2 separate regions of the Homo sapiens genome follow, and region 2 is linked to region 1. A link is a contact called in ENCODE Hi-C data. All regions are on one chromosome and are shown on one strand. The core of a region is the stretch at or near the end of the contact, and the rest is flanking DNA. Distances in the headings are between cores, read along the strand shown. Region 1 holds the start of VAV2 (vav guanine nucleotide exchange factor 2). Region 2 holds the start of WDR5-DT (WDR5 divergent transcript).

Region 1 (6,328 bases), core at 2,221-4,720:
TCAGGAGTTTGAGATCAGCCTGGCCAACATAGTGAAACGCCGCCTCTACTAAAAATACAAAAAATAGCTGGGCGTGGGCCAGGCACGGTGGCTCAAGCCTGTAATCCCAACACTTAGGGAGGCCTAGGCGGGTGGATCACAAGGACAGGAGTTCGAGCCCAGCCTGGCCAACACGGTAAAACCCCGTCTCTACTAAAAATATAGGCTGGGTGCAGTGGCTCACGCCTGCAATCCCAACACTTTGGGAGGCCGAGGTGGGTGGATCACCTGAGGTCAGGAGTTCAAGACCAGCCTGACCAACATAGAGAAACCCCGTCTCTACTAAAAATACAAAATTAGCTGGGCATGGTGGCGCATGCCTGTCATCCCAGCCGACTTGGGAGGCTGACGCAGGAGAATCGCTTGAACCCGGGAGGTGGATGTTGTGGTGAGCTGAGATAGCGCCATTGCACTCCAGCCTGGGCAACAAGAGCAAAACTCCATCTCAAAAAAAAAAAAAAACAAAAAATACAAAAAATTAGCCGGGCATGGTGGCAGGCGCCTGTAATCCCAGCTACTCGGGAGGATGAGGCAGGAGAATTGCTTGAACCCAGGAAGTGGAGGTTGCAGTGAGCCGGGACCGTGCCACCGCACTCCAGCCTGGGCAATAGAGCGAGACTCTATCTCAAAAAAAAAAAAAAAAAAAGCTGGGCGTGGTGGAGCGTGCCGGTAGTCCCAGCTACTCAGGAGGCTGAGGCAGCAGAATCGCCTGAACCCAGGAGGTGGAGGTTGCAGTGAGCTGAGATTGCGCCACCGCACTCCAGCCTGGGCGACAGAGCAAGACTCCATCTCCAAAAAGAAAAAAAAAAGTGAGTTTCCCAGAAAACAAACACCAGCCACACAGAGAAACGAAGTCTTTCTCCCAACCCCTGTGTGCAGCCAGATGCAGTAAAGTGGTTTCTCCACGTTGAATGAACAGGCGGGGCTGTCACAGCCAATGTGAGGGTTAAGGGAGCATCTGCAGCCGTCCCCGTGCAGGCAACAGCCGTACAAAGGTGGCCCACCCTCCACGGGACAGAGGAGTGGATGGCAAGATCAGCCTCAGCGACACAGGGCACTACGTGCCACAGTCCAGGTGACGGTCATTTCCTGGGCACTGTGCGAAGGGTGTGCCTTCTGTGCCTGCCCTTAGCAAATCCTCACAGCATGGCTACGAGGGGACTGCTATGACTGTTCTCATGACAGAGATGGGGAAACTGAGGCTCTGGAGGTCGTTGCCTACCTGGGAGGGGACAGTGCCAGGATTCAATCAGAGCGGAGAGCCACACAGACACACACCCATCTGGTCCTCCTACCATCCAGGCCCCTACACGCCCTCCACGAGTCCGGCAGCAGGGCCCCTAAACACCCCTCTACCGGCCCAGCAGCGGGACCCCTAGACACCCGTCCACCCCCCAGCAGCAGGGCTCAAGGGGCCTCTGTCAGGGTTCGTATTGCTGCCTGGCCAATGGCTCCAGAGACCCCAGGAAGTCTCTGGCTTGAACTTCCAGTGCAGGAGCTGAGCCAAGCCACCTGCCACAGCCACGGCCCCCTCCTCTTCCCATCTTCCCAAACCACAGCTGGGGAGGGGCAGCCCCCGGACCCAGCGAGTCCACCAGGCAAGGCTGGGCTCCTCCCAAGCCTCCTCTGTGCGGACCCAGCTGCCCTGCCTCTGCCCTGAGCCCCAGCCTGCAAGCAGCAGGGAATCCTGCCCGAGCAAGTCAGCCTGGGCAGCCCCTGGAACTCATATCAAAGGCAGCCACCTTGGTTCGAGGCCCAGCCCTGCTCCCCAACAGCTACCCTTCTCCTCAGTTTCTCCAGCCATAAAATGGAGTCCAGACTTCCCAGTCCCCGTGGGGCTCTGAGAACAGATCCGGGGAAGCCCTCTGCAGCAGTGACCGCCACCCCCGCCACCTGCACCTGACCACTGACATCCTGCGGGAAGAGGCGCTGGCTCCCAGGGAGGCCTCTGAGGGCTCCTGCTAAGCCGGTCCAGGCAGTGCTGGGTAATCATTACCCAGTGGGAAGGCGGCCCCTTCCCCTCTGGGCTTGCCTTTGTCAGCGCCCCCCAACCCGGCAGAGAAAGGCCCGGTCTCCTAGGAAACGCAGTCACCGCCAAAGGGCAGAGGCCTCGCTGCCCAGCCTGGAATCGCTGGTGACTCACTCTCCCTCCTTCCCAGGAACCACGTCCTAAGTCCCACTGGTGAATGGTCCCTCTCCACATGGAGTTGCCACTGCGCGCGGTGAGGGGCTGCTGAGCTGGCTGGAAGACCGCACCTCCTCGGCGCTGGGTGGACCCGGCTGCCACCCGCTCTGCCTCCCCCGACCTCTTCTAAGCTGCTCCCGGTAAGGATTCCGCGACCCCCGGAGAACAGGACGGAAGCCTCGATTCTCTCAAGTCTTAGCCAAGTTCCCTCTTAAGAGGCCAAGAAAAGCAGCTTCGTTCGGCTGGGCAGGCATTTTCCTGCCTGGCCCTGCGGCCGCACGCGTGCCTCCGCCGCGACAAAGGCCACACTCAGCGCCCGAAGGAGGGGTGGGGGTGTTGGGAAAGCGATGGGGGCCAGGACTGGGGCCAAGTGGCCCTGGGGATCCTCGAGGCGGCTCGACCCGGGAGCCAGGACTGGCGCCAAGTGGCCCGGGTCCGGGTCCGGGAAGAGGCGGAGGCCGGCGAGGGGGCGGTGCCCGGGGCCAACCCAGCTCCCTCCGGCCCCGAGGGCTCCCGCCCCGCGCCCCTCCCGGGCCCTCCAGCCGCGCCCCGGGCCGGCGCAGCGACCGCGCCCGCTCTTCCACCGGCGTCCGGCCAGGAGGCGCGAGGCCCAAGGATGCGACCCACGACGCGCACACCCGGCTCGGCAGGCTCCCTGGGAAATGAGGGGCCACTCGCAGGGCCCCGCAGAGCGAGCGCAGCGCCGGAGCCTCCCCCATCCCAGGCCGCGCAGACCGCGGAACCGGCGCACCAGAGCAGTGCCCGCGGGCGGCGGCGGCGCGACCCAGGCTGAGGGGACTTTGGCCAACTTCGCGCCTCCTGAGGTCGCGTCTCGGAGGCCCGGGGCGCACCCTCCAGCCGCCCGCCCGCGTCCCGGAGCCCGGCCGCCCCAGCCAGGGCGCCTGGGCCGCCGCCGCTGCGACCTCCGCGTTCAGTCCGCGCGTCGGGCAGCGCGAACGCCGCCTCCCCGGGGCCCTCCCGCCCGCCGGGCGCTCACCTGGGACATCTGCGGCCGGAAGTTGATGTCCTTGAGGTCGATGGAGCCGGGGGAGAGGTTGTGCAGCAGCTGGCACAGAAGGACCCCGTCGCGCAGCGCCTGCGCCAGGTCGAAGACCACGGCCGAGGGCCACACCACCCGGTGGTTGGGCGGCAGGACCTTGCAATCGATGAGCCAGCGGCCGCACTGCCGCCACTGCTCCATGGCGCCCGCGGGCCCGACCGGCTCAGGGCAGTGCTCGAGCCAAAGTGCAGCGGCCGCGGGGCATCCCGCCCGCGCGCGCGCGGGGCTCAGGGCCGGGGCGGGGCTTCGCGCGGGCTGCCCCAGGTCCCCCGCTGCGCCGCCGTGCGTCCCCTCCTCTTCCTCCTCCTACTCCTCGGGCTCCTCTCGGGCCGCCGCTCCCGCCCACGTGCGGCCGCGGGGCGGGCAACGGGCAGCGCGCCGGATCTCCCCGCTTCACACACGCAAGTGCCTGCGGGCCCCGGGCCGGGCTCCACGCAGCCAGTCGCCGCAGCGCTCCCCAATCCGCGCCGCCGGGCGCCGCATTCTGCGCTCGGGGCGCCCCGCGGCCGCCGCGGCTCCTGCCCCGCCCGAGACAAAGGCCCGGCGGGGTCGCTCGCTCCGCGCGTCCCGGGCCTGGGCCGCCCGCGTCGCCGCCGCTTTGTTCGCCCCACCCGCAGTCCCCACGCCCGGCGCTGCGACTCGACGACTCGGCGGCTCGGCGGCTCCACGGCTCCGGGGCGCTGGGGGCGCAGGGGGCGCGGCCACGGCCGGGCGGGGCAGGGGCGGGGCCGGAGCACTCGCCTGGCACCTCCCCGTGTCCCAAGCGCCGCCCCCGCCCCCCCACTTCCTGCCCCGCTACCGCCCGCGAAAGTTGCGGTGGGCGGGGGTTGCGGCGCAGGCCCAGGTCCGGCCGACTTTCTCCAAGGGCGCTCGGACTTTGGGGAGCCCTTCTCCCTGGGGGAGCGACCTCGCCCGTGGAGTGATGGCCGGGCGTCCCCCCGGGTGCCTTTGGTCCTCCGTGGAGGTCAGGAGGTGGTCCCTGTCGCGCTGGGCGCCCTCGCATGGCCGTTCGGTAACGACAGACTCGGGAGAGGGCACCGGGCTGGGCCGAAGCTTACTGAGCCCCCTTGGCCCATCAAGCCGCCCCGGCGGGATACCCGAGGCTGAGGCTGAAGGCACACGGGCCCAGGACTCCCAGAGCCCTCTTCCTGTCCTCCGCCCTGGCCGGGGGCCCATAGGAAGACCCCCGACCCTGCATAAAGGCCAGGATTCCCCAGCTTTTGGCCAAAGTCCTGGCCACTCGCAGCTGCCCAGCGGGCAGTTCCTGGCGTCCAGGGCGGAATGCGTGACATGAGTGAGGGCAGGAAGGTGCTCTCCGGCCCAGGGTCGCAGCCGGCCCCGGTGCTGATCCGCCCTGATCTCCCTTCTAGGCCACACCCTGGGTGGTGGGGGCGCGGTCTGTCCAGCTGGCAACGTGTGACGGTAGGAGGGGCTTCAAGGACAAACAGATTCTGCAACTGAAATTATATGGATCCTGGCTCAGCTGCCGGGAACCGCGGGTTTTCACTGCTGATTCACTGGGGGACACCAGGCAAGTCCAAGCCCTTCTCTGAGACTGGCTCAGCCCGGAGGCTGGGGTGCGGTGTCTGAGGGCTCCCACCCTGGACTCCGGTGGAATCCTGGGCCTGTATGAGCTGGGGCTGCACTGCAGCCCCCGGACCCCTTACCCCGTGGCTTCCCTGCGCAGGGGCCGGAACGGGGATGCGAGCGCAGAGAGGGTCCCCTGGGCCCAGGGCCTCCGATGGGGGTCCTGTCCTGGAAATTGGTCTCTGCAGAGTCAGACTCACCCCTTCTCCACTGAGGTGGAAGCAGGGGGTCCCAGCTTAGGGTCTGGCCCGTAGAGAGAGGTCAGGAAGGAGCTGGCCCCTGCAGCAGTAAACTCAGGCCAGGTGGCTGGTGAGGCGGGGGCTCAGGTCTCTTGCCCTTCCCCGAGGAAGCAGCAGTGGGCACCTTTAGGGCAAGGGGGAGAGCTTTCCTCACCGAAGCAAGATGGGGCAGCAGGTGGACCCATCAGCATCTCCCTAAGAAATCAGAAAGCCAGGAGTGAAACCTGAGCGGGGCCCTCCAGCCCCATCTGAGAGCCTACACTGATCCCTCCTCCTGCAAAGCCTCATCCCCTCCTCTCTAGAGCGGGGAGACCCGGCTCCCACTGGACTTGCTTGTGAAGAATGGACGGATAAATTACCCAGAGGCTTCCCACTGTGCTGGGACAGAAAGGGCTCAGAGAGGAAGAAGAGCTACCCACTCTCCCAACCCCTCGCCTGGACCGCCGGCGCATTGATGCACTAAATGTCTCTTTCCCCAGGTGGCTCCCTCAGCAAGAAGGGGGCCTCTGTCCTCACGGTCCTGGGCCTGCCTGCTCTGGCCAAGAGGACCAGCCAGGTCTGGGACCCAGGCAGCCGCCCGCCAACAATGCCATGGGTACCTGCTGCCCCCTGGTGGTGCTGTCACCACGGGGCACCTGGCTGCACCCAGGAGGGGCTGCACAGAAAATCTGGGGTTGACCGTTGAGAAGACCCAACTCAGGAGACACAGACTTCACCACAGTGGCCCTGAGCCACTCAGGCCTCCCTGGTTCCCAGGTCCTGATCGGCATAGGACATTCACCGGCCCTGTGCACCTCCCAGAATCCTTGGAGGCTCTGAGGGCAGGATGGATGTGAATCAAAGAACAAAAGTTTGGTGGGGCCAGGTACAGCAGCTCAAGCCTGTAGTCCCAGCACTTTGGGAGGCTCAGGCAGGCAGATGGCTTGAGTCCAGGAGTTCAAGACCAGCCTGGGCAACACAGTGGGTCCCTGTCTCAAAAATAAAATAAAAGGTAAAGAAAATGGGGCAGGAGCTCCCTTTGTAACCTTTAGTGTGAGTGTAATGATGAACAGGTTGAGACTGTGGACTCAAGGCACATGCCAGGAAGACTAATAGAGAGGACGCTGTTTGGGAAAATCCTACCACCATCCATGTCCACTTGGACTCAGGGCTGTCTGCCAGGACTGCCTGCTGCACACCTCCAGGGGGCGAGAGTCCCATCACACCTTGGAGATGGGC
Region 2 (6,349 bases), core at 1,385-3,884, 140 kb after region 1:
TTCGCTATGTTGACCAGGATGGTTTTGATCTCTTGTTCTTGTGATCTGCCCACCTTGGCTTCTCAAAGTGCTGGGATTACAGGCGTGAGCCACTGTGCCTGGCCAAAATGTTGTATTTATAAAAATTGTTTAGAGAAGGCTGGGCGTGATGGCTCACGCCTGTAATCCCAGCACTTTGGAGGCCAAGGCGGGTGGATCACCTGAGGTTAGGAGTTTGAGACCAGCCTGACCAACATGGTGAAACCCCATCTCTACTGAAAATACAAAATTAGCTGGGCGTGGTGGCGCATGCCTGTAATCCCAGCTACTCGGGAGGCTGAGGCAGGAGACTTGCTTGAACTCGGGAGGCCAAGGTTGTGGTGATCACCCCATTGCACTCCAGCCTGGGCAACAAGAGCAAACTCCGTCTCAAAAAAAAAAAAAAAAAAAAAAAAGAGAAAATCCTCTAACCCCATTCAGCAATTTTTGCAATCCACCCCTGCCTGCAGTCATAGCTAAAATTCTGAAACCATATAACGCCAGCAAGGAAGAGAATTTAACAAAGGCAAGTAATTTGCTTTACTAAGTTTTAAATCCTCTTATATCCTACCAAACAGTTGTCAGCCTCAGGAAAAAATATGGCAGGTGAAAATAGAAGAGAAAATAAGAATCACAGAAGAGGAACAAACACGATGGAGATTTTCAGAACATTAACTAGGCTTTGGCCACCAGCAGTGACTTAGTAAATGGAACTGTTTCTCTGAACATCTTTTTTATTTTTTTGAGACGGAGTTTTGCTCTTGTTGCCCAGGCTGGAGTGCAATGGTGCGATCTCGGCTCACTGCAACCTCTTTCCTGGGTTCCAGCGATTCTCCTTGCCTCAGCCTCAGCCTCAGGTGATCCCGACCTCAGGTGATCCACTCGCCTCAGCCTCCCAAAGTGCTGGGATTACAGGCGTGAGCCGCCGCGCCCGGCCGGATTTTCTCATTTTTACTAGAAGGTTCTATCTCCTGGGGGTGGGGTGAGGTGGTGAGACCAATTCACCTGGAAGTGGAAGCTGGGAACTTGGTTTGAGTTCTGAGGGTTCTGGGGTCTCGCCCCTTATCTTGCTTTGCCTGGAGGGCTGAAGGGCTGGAAATATTTTTGTTTTGGGGCTGGAACCAGGACTGCAGTTTGGGAGCCGGTGCTAGGTTGGAAGAGGAGGCGGGGTCTGGTAAGCACTTTAGCCGAATTGAGCAGTGGGAATTAGGGAATTGAGGGCAGTGGGAAGCTGGTTCTGAGTTTTAAACTGGGGAGTGACAGATCAGAGCTGGATTTTTAGGAGTTTCTCTGTTTGGAGGTTTAGAAAAGACCCAGGTGGGAGGTAGGGCTGGGGTGGGGAGGGAGAGAAGTGGACGATCTGAGAGCTGAGGTGGGGTGGAAGGAGAGCAGCGTGTCACGGGCTCGGGATTCCGGCCCAGGCGGCCAGGTGGACGGAGATAAAGATGCGCTTCTTCATCCGAACTGGGTTTGCTAACCTGTGACTGTCACCACTCCATGCTCCAGGGCACCTGGCCCAAGGGATCCGGCCTCTTGGGCACACAAATCCATATGGAGCCCTGAAGGACCAGACAGGGACCTTGCCTTCTCTGTGTCCTTCCTGGGAAGGGGACTCCAGACCAACTGCCAGTCTTCCGGTTCCACCTCTCTGACAACCGCTCACCTCACCCTCCTTGGCATTTTTATTTCAAATGCTCTATCCCTTTGTTTGCATGGGTTCCTGTGTCATATTCTGTGTTCCCATTTTTAATTGGAGAATAAGGGACTGTATGTTATTCTACCCACAGGCCTAGCTGAGGGGATAGGGAGGCCATGCCTACCTCCAAGGCTCTAAGAAGTGAAGCAGGCGGCGAGAATGTGCAGTCGTTGAGGCCAGAGGACCGGGCCTCAGCTTCTCCTTAAGCCCCTGAGTCCTCCTCTGGGGACCACCCCCTTGTACCTGGAGGTGAAAATGCCCGCCCAGGAGGGAAGGGCTGGCCCCGGGAGAGCCCGCTGCGAAGTGAGTTTGCGCACTGCGGAGCGGGCGCGGGTGACTCCAGAGCGGCCCTGCCAGTCCGCGGGGCTGGCGGGGAGCAGGTTCGTGCACCGCGGGCTCTGTGCATGCAGAGGCGGGAAGAGCCCCCAGCCCGGCAGCCGGCCCCGCGGGAAGGCGCAGCCCGGGCTTCCGAACCCTGTGAACGCGCAGGTTCCTGGTCTTCCAGATGGGCAGGAATCGTCCTGCCCGCCCGGGGTGGGAGGCCACATGGGGGCACTGCGCCCGGGCGCGGCCCCAGGTGCTTTCCAAATGCCCACTGCCGCTCTCATCCGTACCAGCGATGATCAAGAAGGGGCCTGGTCGCCCGGGGAGGTGCCCCGGCCCGAATCGACTCCGGAGACAACGCCGGGCGACGCCACCTGCGCAGGTCCCGGAGGGCCGCTGGTGTCTGTGTACAGGGCGTGCTGTCTGTGGAAACGCGAGGGCACACTAGCACTTTCCTGTATGTATTATTATACTTCAGTTTTTAGGAAGTGCATTAGAAGGGCCTGCACCAGTCAAATTCGGGGATTAAAGCTTTTAAGCGGGAAGCGCGCGCCCCGTGCTGTCCCTTTAAAGCGTTGGGCCGGCCCGAGGCATTCTGGCCGCTGTCGCTGCCCGTAGCGCTCCTCCGAGAGGCCGGCTTTGTGAGCTCGCCCCGCCCCCCGGACACCGCCCCCTCCCCTCGCGCACGCGCACTGCGCCCCCGCCGCCTGGCGCCCGCCCGAGCTGCCGCCTTGTCGAGCTGAGTCCGCGCTCCCGCCCAGGCGGCGGCCGACGCGACGCCCCGAGCGCCCGGCCCCGCCGCCGCGGCCCGGCAGGTAAGCGGGCAGCCGCCCGGCCCGGGGAACACAAGGCGGGCAGCGGGGCGGCGCCAGAAGCTTCCAAACCGCACCCGGCCGCCGCACGTGTTCCCCGCCGGGCCTCGGGCCAGGCCCAGCCCCGGGCGCTGCTCCCGCTGCAGCGGCCCCGCCCGGGACCCCCGCCCCGGCCCCTCGGTGGACGGCCGCGCGCGCAGTTCCCTCCACCCGGTCCGCCCCCACTCGCGCCCCCACCTCCGCCTCCCCGGCGGACCGCTGACAAGGCCAGAGCGCCGGCACTGGGTCCTCTTTCCCGCAGGCAGCGTGCCCGGCCTCACATCGCCCCTCTCCCTCCACTGCCCCTTCAGGGAAGGACCCCAGACCCACCAAGCCACTCAGTCCCTGGACGAGGTGCGCTTCCCCTCCTCGTAGAAACGCCCCCAGCCCGCTCCCGCCGCTCACCCCAACCCGAGGCAGCCAGGCTGCAGCTCGCTAGGTGGGGTCCTGGGGTGCGGGTCCTCGGTCCTGAACGGTAGGCCCACCGTGCCTCCTCGCGCGGGGCCGCAGACCTGTCCTGGCCGGTCTGCGAGAGCCATTTTGAGCGGTTACGTTCCCGGACCAAACAGAGGTCGGCCTGTTACATCGCTAACGACACTCCCTGCTGTCTCGCTTGCAAGTTTCCACTCACCCCGGTCCGTTTACCCATCTCCTCAAATGCTAGTTTAATCTGTGACCTGGGCAGGTGCTGTCCTAGCCGGTGGGGAAGACAGGAAAGCGAAGGACCCAGGCGGGGAGCCTGTCCAGGATCTCAGATAGGGAGAGCCAGGTCCCCACCTCTGTTGGGCCGGCCACCCGGCTGGTGTTTAAGATGCAGATTAATTCCTGTCTTTGCACACAGTATGCTTTTCTGACTGCATGTCACAGGCAGATTCCTGGGCTCCACCTCAGGGACTGAGGGACTCAGGAATCGGCCTGTGGCATGCAGTCCAGGAGGGCACACTGAGGTTTGGTTGCTCGGCTTCAGGTGGTCAGGCTTACCTGGATGAAAAGCAGTGGCTGCTAGGAGGAGCCAGGCAGCATCTGGTCTAGGGGCCGCCAATTCATCACCGTTCCCGTAACCTTGGCCCCCGCTTTCCTCAAGATCAAGTCTCCAACCTTCCTGTTCTCTCAAAAGGATTGTTCCACAGAGACACCTGAGTGTTCATGAAAATGCCAAGCCTTGGCCCGGCGCGGTGGCTCACGCCTGTAATCCTAGCACTTTGGGAGGCTGAGGCGGGCGGATTGCCTGAGGTCAGGAGTTCGAGACTAGCCTGGGCAACATGGCGAAACTCCGTCTCTACTAAAAATACAAAAGATTGGCCGGGCGTAGTGGTACGCGCCTGTAATCCCGGCTAAACTGGAGGCTGAGGCGCAAGAATTACTTGAACCCGGAAGGTGGAGGTTGTAGTGAGCCCAGATCGTGCACCTGGACTCTTTGGACTGTGTCTCAAAAAAAAAACAAAAACAAAAAAAAAACACGCCAAGCCTAGACCCCACCGACGTAGAAACTTGGTGGGTGTGTTGGGTCAAGAAATTGCATTCCCCGCCACCCCCCGACGGAGTTTCACTGTTTGGCCCAGGCTGGAGTGCAGTGGCGCAATCTTGGTTCTGCCTTCTGGTTTCAAGTGATTCTCCTGCCTCAGCCTCCCGAGTAGCTGGGATTACAGGGACCGACCACCACACCCGGCTAATTTCTGTATTTTTAGTAGGGAGGGGGTTTCTCCATGCTGGTCAGGCTGGTCTTGAACTTCCTGACCTCGTGATCTGCCCACCTCAGCCTCCCAAAGTGCTGAGATTACAGGCGTCAGCCACTGTGCCCAGCCATCATATTCTTAAAAGTCAAGTTAAGGTTGTTTTGTTTGTTTCTTTTACATGTTCATGTTTTTTGAGCCCAAAGGTTGGGGCAGGTTGGGCTTGAGCTGGGAGGGGCTGGACACCTTTTTTGTAAGACCGCCTATCTGTTGTTCCTCCTCTGAGGGTGTTTCCAGGCGTCTAGACTCACCCAGGTGAGTTGATGCTGACAGGAGCTGCTCGGCCTTCTGAGCTGCCTATTTCGCCTTCTGTTCCTCTGGTGTTTCGCTTGGGTAGGGCATGGGCACAGTTCACTCAGCTCTGGCCCTGGCCTGGCTGTCTAACGCTAGGACTGTTATAGTGGACTTTGCAGCTTTTTGCTTGGATTTCCTTAGTTCCTCTCTCTCCCTGTATTTGTCCAGCCTGCCAAGGAAAATGCAGCAGTTGGGTTAAATTGGCATGGCTAGGTTGCACTAATGACAAGTACCACGTAGCTGGCATTTACCGAGGACCGGTTTTGTACTGGCACTTTGTCCCCTGGGCAGCGCTACAGGGCCTGCCCCTCCTCTCCCCCTCTCTTGTACTGTACTCGGCCCTAGATGCAGCGTGATCCATCTTTGCGCAGGGAATCTTTGCTGCAGGTGAAATGGAGCGGTGGCCACACCTGTTCTCTGCAAAGTGGGTGTTGTAATTTCTCTGCCTTCCTCTTGGATGAAGACTTTGAGACATGCTTTTTAATGCCTTCCATTTCGCGTTAGTGTTACAATCAGCCTGTGCAAGATTTCAGTTCCAAGCTCCAAGCTAGAATTTACAGTGTGTAAACTCATTAGATTGATGGTAGTGCTAGCTTCTGGGATTCCGATGGCCAGTGGTATTTGCAAGCATGTCTCAGTGGCTTTCCCTTTTAAAAATGCTGTCCCTCCTTTCCAAGTAACCTGTTGTGCTTTTATGAGATGTATTGAAGTAATGAATCTATTCCCATGGTAGAGGAAACTAGCTGCTTACTGTACAGATTTGGGATAATTTTCATTGTCAAGGTGAAACCGATTGAACTGCAGTCTTTTTTCGTTCCCCTGCAGTGTGAGTCCTGCTCGTAGAATATCGTTGGTGTACTTGAGGCTGCTTTTCCAGAAGGCAGGATGTGGAAATTCCAGCAGGCAGAGCTGCCTCTGGCTTGCTCTCATCTCTGTGTTTTGTGGCTCCTCACTGAGTGCGCGAGCCCTGTGAGCTGTTAGCATGCTGGAAGGCAGCCTCGGGCCAGCAGCCTGTGCATGGAGGCACTGGAGCCCCCCCATGAGGCGTAGACCACTGGGTGCCCGTGCTTGTGTTTTCAAACGTGGCTGTGAACGTGATTGCGTCACTTGGGGTGCATTTTAGGATTTGGATGTGATCCCAAATTTCTACACCCTGAAGCTCAGTCTTCTGTCATTTGGCGTGTTAGCTTTCTGTCAGGAAACCTTTTGCTGTTCTTTTTTTAATGTGTCCAGGGCTCTTTGAAGAAAACTGCATTTTGTTTGCACAAACTGCTGCATTCTTACAGACTTCTGGATAACAAAATAAGAAGCACGCTTGAGGGTGGGGTCTTTCATTATGATGACAAAAGGGGAGAGCGCAGGGGTGTCAGCGGAGCAGCTGGAAAGTATTAGCAAGGACTTAGGGGAATTAATAGGGTCCTCAATTTGGAATG

What was found. Hi-C counts contacts between places; a loop is a spot of excess contacts on that map. Pooled maps may share reads with other maps.
Region 2: a loop to region 1 is called in a map of CD8-positive, alpha-beta T cell, with 7 times the contacts of the local background. The contact joins the promoter of WDR5-DT here to the promoter of VAV2 in region 1. A Hi-C loop is called at or near these places in 1 of 168 maps with a recorded cell type or tissue (CD8-positive, alpha-beta T cell), 3 of 37 single-sample maps with no recorded cell type and 13 of 50 pooled maps.

What each region holds. Positions count from the first base shown.
Region 1 is chr9:133,988,854-133,995,181 of GRCh38, forward strand. It overlaps VAV2 (vav guanine nucleotide exchange factor 2), which reads right to left and starts at 3,471. Exons shown (of 30, transcript NM_001134398.2): 1 at 3,222-3,471. The coding sequence starts at 3,425. RefSeq lists enhancers at 1-329, 1,786-2,513, 2,514-3,241, 3,970-4,697, 4,594-4,783 and 2 more and silencers at 2,624-3,063, 3,104-3,193, 3,464-3,613, 3,674-3,773, 3,874-4,183 and 1 more.
Region 2 is chr9:134,133,348-134,139,696 of GRCh38, forward strand. WDR5-DT (WDR5 divergent transcript) reads right to left here and starts at 2,635. Exons shown (of 2, transcript NR_186420.1): 1 at 1,839-2,635. It overlaps WDR5 (WD repeat domain 5), which reads left to right and starts at 2,735. Exons shown (of 14, transcript NM_017588.3): 1 at 2,735-2,853. RefSeq lists enhancers at 1,776-1,885, 2,792-3,716 and silencers at 2,076-2,245, 2,686-2,865.